Regions from separate parts of the Mus musculus genome. Here region 2 is linked to region 1. A link is a contact called in ENCODE Hi-C or POLR2A ChIA-PET data. All regions are on one chromosome and are shown on one strand. The core of a region is the stretch at or near the end of the contact, and the rest is flanking DNA. Distances in the headings are between cores, read along the strand shown. Region 1 holds the start of Bmi1 (Bmi1 polycomb ring finger oncogene). Region 2 holds the start of Pip4k2a (phosphatidylinositol-5-phosphate 4-kinase, type II, alpha).

The links. Hi-C counts contacts between places; a loop is a spot of excess contacts on that map. ChIA-PET counts read pairs that join two places held with the same protein, here RNA polymerase II (POLR2A).
Region 2: a map of left cerebral cortex shows a loop between it and region 1 (4-fold over the local background). The contact joins the promoter of Pip4k2a here to the promoter of Bmi1 in region 1. A Hi-C loop is called at or near these places in 10 of 37 maps with a recorded cell type or tissue (Patski, adrenal gland, gastrocnemius and 2 more). POLR2A ChIA-PET finds 5 or more read pairs at or near these places in 1 of 5 experiments (Patski).

The regions. Positions count from the first base shown.
Region 1 is chr2:18,675,722-18,678,288 of GRCm38, reverse strand. Bmi1 (Bmi1 polycomb ring finger oncogene) reads right to left here and starts at 1,271. Exons shown (of 10, transcript NM_007552.4): 1 at 820-1,271. Commd3 (COMM domain containing 3) reads right to left here. Exons shown (of 8, transcript NM_147778.4): 8 at 2,058-2,422. The coding sequence ends at 2,363.
Region 2 is chr2:18,996,838-18,999,404 of GRCm38, reverse strand. It overlaps Pip4k2a (phosphatidylinositol-5-phosphate 4-kinase, type II, alpha), which reads left to right and starts at 1,284. Exons shown (of 10, transcript NM_008845.4): 1 at 1,284-1,553. The coding sequence starts at 1,410. 4930426L09Rik (RIKEN cDNA 4930426L09 gene) reads right to left here and starts at 1,086. Exons shown (of 1, transcript NR_024323.1): 1 at 1-1,086.

The DNA.
Region 1 (2,567 bases), core at 22-2,521:
AGAGAGAAAGGGCGCTCAGCAAGGCTAACGTACAGTCACCGGCTTCACTCCAAAACAAAGCTCAAATTTTAAATGCCCACCTCCTTGAGAGCTCGCCCCAAGTACGTATGGAACCCCTGTCCTCGACTCCCAACAAATACCACCTTGAAAACTTTACCCTTTCCAACACAAATGCACAAGACCTTGGAAACAACTGGGAACCGCCATCTTACCAGCCATCCAATTTCACACAAGTGTCCCTCCAACTTAAGTTAATAACATTTTTGTCGGGGCTCCCCCCAGCCTAACACCCACCTCGTCGGGATCGCTGTTCCCCACAGTACCCATCCCTATAAAATGGGGGCGTTCCCTGGAGGTTCAAAGACCTCCAGAGCCCTTTCTTCGGGAGAGGAGGGAAGCCACTGGACCCAGGCAGCGCCCGATCTCGGGATCCCGTCCCCGTTTCAGCAAAGTCTACCTCTCAACAAAGGGCGCAGCGGCCGCGGGAGCCGCGCAGGCTGGAGACACAAGTGCCGCTCTCGGGGACCATGTGCGGCGCGAGGGTGCCGAGGGGCGCTCGGGGGAGCGGGGAACTAAAACGTGGGGCGGCGCGGCGCGGCCGGGCGCGGGCGGCGGCCGGAGCGGCTGGAGCGCGGTCAGGCGGCGCTGGTGCGGGCTGCGGGGCGTCCGGCGCCGCGGGAGGCGGCGGGCGCGCGGGCGCGGGCGCGGGGCGCGGGCCGGTTGCCCACGCTGTCAGCGCCTCCGCCCCCCCCCCTCCACGCCGCCCCGACCCCCACCAGTCCCCGGCCACGGCCCGTCGGCGCCTCGCCTCCTACGTACCCGGAAAGAGCGGCCGGCGCGAGGCGATCTGAGCGGGCGGAAAAGACAATGAAAGTTAAAAGTCGTTCAGCATAAAATGAATGCGAGCCAAGCGGCCATCTTGGAGCGAGCCGCCGCCGCCGCTGTCAATGGGCACCGAGCGCGGCCGAGAGCAGCCACGGCCGCCGCGCTCCGCTCATGCCGCTCCCCCGCCGGCCTCCTGCTCGCGCGCTGCGGCCTCCTCCTCCCGCGCGGCCTCCTCCGCCTCCGCGCGGCCTCCGCCGCCGCCTCCTCGGGGCCTCTCCTCCTCCTCGGCGCAGCCGCCGCCTCCCGGCCGCGCTCGGGGGAGGGCGCGCAGAGGGGCCGAGCCGTATTATTCTGCGGGGCCGGGAGGTGTTGCTAAGCCTGCGCGGGGCTCCCTCGCCAACCTCCCCATTGTCTCTCCCGATCTCTGCCTTTAATACTACGATTATGATTTCAGACTCGCGTGGGGGAGGCGGGCTGGCGGGCGGGCGGGGGGCGCCGAGTGTGCTTGCGGGCCGGGTGGCGGGGGAGGGGAGGGAGGACCAGGAGGGGGAGGGGAGGGTGGAAAAAAATGCACGGCTGAAGGCAGAGTGGAAACTGACACCGGCTCCAAAATGGCTCGGAGTCCGCCCGCCCCCTCCCCCGCCCCCCGCCGGGTCACGTGCTCCCCTCATTCCTTAAGGGCGGCCTGGGAATTAGTGTCGGTGTAGTCGGGCCCGTGGCCGCCCCCTCCCCTCGCAGCGCGCCGCGAGCCGCGCGCCCAGCCCCCTCCCCTCCCCGCGCAGCGCGCCGGGGCCGCGACGGAGGCATTTCTCCACAGCGCCACACGCCGCTCTCCCGGCGCGGCCCGCTCGGCCCCGCACGCCGCCCCGCCCCCCACCATGTCTCCTGCTTCTGGCGCACACGTCCGCGGGGCCCGCCGCCGGGGGCGCCCGGCCGCTGCCCCGGCTCGGCCCTGCCGAACCTGCGCCGGATCGGGCCCGCGGAAACAACAGCGGCCGCCCCGCCCGCTGGCGGCCGGGAAGAGGCGCGCGCGGGCAGCGGCCGGGCTGGCTCCGCTCGCGGGGTCGGGCGGGCCGGGCGCAGGTAACGGGCGGGCCGGGCAGCGAGCACGGCCCGGCCGCACACCTTTCCCGAAACACTTAACCTGGGGCAAGGCAGGCGTCCGAGCCCACGCAGGGCAGATGTGCTTGGCACACTCAGTCGTCAAAGTCACACACAAACTCCAAACAGAATGCCGCCCTTCTTGTGGGAATACCACCGTATTTATTCAGGGTACGATACTTTAATAGGGCTTGAAGACGCTCAAGATAGAAGGAACGCAAGAGTAATACTGAAAATCCAGATGCTTAAGAGTCTCCCTCTTAACCATTTCACATGTGTAAAAAAAGTGTCAAAATTGATGGTTGGCATCACTTCAAAAGGGTGCTAGCTCTTTTTCCACTGAAAATGACATCCAGCTCGCGCGAACGATGGTCCAGCAGGAGACAAGGCGCGTCTGGTTTTCCTCTAGGCTCCTGGGGTCATCAGCCTCCCCAAATTACAACTGAGTTGCTCTTTCCAGGCTTTTTGAAGCATCCTTAAGTTTCCCCACCAAGTCCTAAAAGATGTACAATCATGTCACAACTTGGGCATACAAGTGAGGAAGCAGCAACTCTGAAGCAGCTGCAAGAACACAGTCGGAAGGAAGAACACCTAAGGAGTCCACGGGAGCTCAACAGCTCGCAAAGCCCTTTGGAAAAGAA
Region 2 (2,567 bases), core at 35-2,534, 320 kb before region 1:
CTGCTGGTTTTGAGTGTAACAAACAATCTATAGCATAGTCCCTAAAGTGACCTTTGTGTCAGGCTATACCTAGTCACACAAATAACATCAGTCTCTGGTTAAATGATTTGGTCAACTAGTGGAACTGTGGGTCAAGTTTATGACTTCTCAGCATTAATTTAGGCTGGTTTTGTTATTATCTTCACCCCCTTTAGCCATTAACAATGGTGATGCTTGGTACCAGAAGAAGCAAGGAATCATTGCGGCGGCGGGGCGGGGGGGGGGGGGGATAGTATTAACAAGTTAGAATGACCAAGGGGATTTTGGGGGCAACCGTGCTGAAAGGTCAAATGAAGAAAAGGAAGGTCCGCACAGGATCTGCTCCCTTTTTGTTCCAGGCGTTACTCTTTGTCTTCTTGAAAGATCTAAGGACTGTAGACTTGCAACAACAAATGCCAGCGTAAGGACGACTAATTTCAGTGTGGGGTGGTAGTGGTGAAAGGCTAAACATTTTCAAATCAGAAGGTGCATGTCCAGAATAAGAGAAGGAAGGGGTGGCCTGCAAAATGATGGGTTCCAAGCAAACGGTCCAGACTGGGGCATGGCTGTCTTGACTAAAGCAGGGGTTTCAGTGAAGAATCCCAGAGTAGGTTGGGAATGACATTCTAGTATCCGATAGCATGGGAAGGCCCAACCAGGATACAAAAGGTTAGGAAGTTCAAGGCGGGGACTCCCTGGCAGACAGTTGACAAAGAGGAGCCAAGGTCCTTTCCCTAGATGCTGGGGAAGCCCGGGGCCCCGAAGAAGCGCTCTGGGTCCCACGAACTCGCCAGCCCTTGGCACGGGAAGCGGAGGTTCCCGGACATTCCTGGCTGCCCCATGCATCTGGGGGCTCCCTCCTCGGAGCTCCCTTGGCTCCGTATCCTTTCCTTGCTCCTCCCCAGGAGCGAGAAAGGCATGCTCACGCGAGTCTCCACACTCCGCAGCAGCCTCCCCAGACGGATCGCGGCCGCCAGGAGAGTGCTCGTCTTAGCACCGGTGGCGGAGCGCACAGAACAGCTTAACGGTCCGGCATCCGCATCCGCACCCGCCCCGCCCGTCGGCGCCGCTGCCCCGCCCGCCTCTGCGTCATGACGCTAGCGCCCAACGCGGAAGCCGCCCGCCGCCTGGACCAGCCGAGGGCTGTGCGCCGAGCCGCGACGGGCGGGAGCCGGCGGGGGCGCGAGGCGAGCGCAGCTGCAGCCTAAGCGGCCGAGCGCGCGGAGCGGGCGGAGCGAGCGCCCAGGACTGAGCGCGGGCGGAGCGGGGCTGGAGCAGGCGCGCAGCGGCGGCCGCCCCGGGGGATGCAGCTGCCTCCCCGGGCTGGCGTGTAGGGAGGGCGGGTCCCCGGCCTCGGCGGCGCGGCGGTGGAGGGGACCGAGACTGCGACCATGGCGACCCCTGGCAACCTGGGGTCCTCCGTCCTGGCGAGCAAGACCAAGACGAAGAAGAAGCACTTCGTGGCTCAGAAAGTGAAGCTGTTCCGGGCCAGCGACCCGCTGCTCAGCGTGCTCATGTGGGGGGTCAACCATTCGGTAAGGCTCCTCTGCGGCGCGCTCCTCTTGCTCCTCGGGCTCAGCCTCCCGGCTCTGCTCCTCCTGCTGCAGCGGTGGCAGGGCGGGGACCTCTAGCCGGCTAGCTCGGTCGGTCCCGGGCCCTCTGGCCACTCGCCTCTTGGGGTACCCCTAACCCCACGACAAGCGTCCATCTCCTGGGTTTCTCCGGCGGCGCTTGCGCTCCCTTTGGAACCCAGGGAGGGTGCAGGATGAGAAGCATTCTCTGTTCTGTGCTTCTGAGCCTCTCCGCGGCTGTCCTGTCCCGCATTCGTCCTCCCGCCGGTCGGTGCTCGCTGTCCGCGAAGTGGGAAGTTTGTGCGGGGACCGACTCTGTCTCAGCTATCAGTCCTGGCGGGGAACCGCTCAGGGCCCAGTCCGAGCGATCGCTCCACTTGTCTGGGACCGATGGGCCCTCCTGCCCTGAGCGGGTGGGCAGGTGAACCTGTCCCTGTCAGGAAGAGTCCGGAGCTTCTCGGAGATAGGACTGGAGTGAATCAGAAGATTTTGGGCGGCAGCTTGAGAGCTTAGCTTTCTTTTTTCCTTTAAAGGCAGTATTGTCAGACTCTAGGAGAATTTTTTTGGGGGGGTGGGGGGTGGGGGTGGGGAAGACGGGCAAAGGAAAAAAAAAAGCAACGTAAATATGGCCCTGGTGCTGAGCGTCTTCTCTTCATCCCTTCCCGCATCGCCCAGCTGCTGTGCCCTTTCCAGACCTCCTGGCGGGGAGTCTTCCTCCCTCCCCCTTGCTTCCTCCCCTCCTTGGGGAGCCAGGCAGAAGTCACAGACTTCTGCAGAAGGATGGCCTTGGTGGTGATAGTCGGAGGGGGTCCCGGCGGTCGCGAGTTCGAGGTGGTCTAGAGTTAATTACATCCATTTTGGAGGTTGTTTAAAAGACTGTCGGGGTGCGCGTTGGGGAGGGTTAGTCTAGCGCACAGCTAGGGATGTAAGGAGGTGCGCGGCTGCAGACTCTGCGGACTGCGGTGTGGGGGGCTGAAA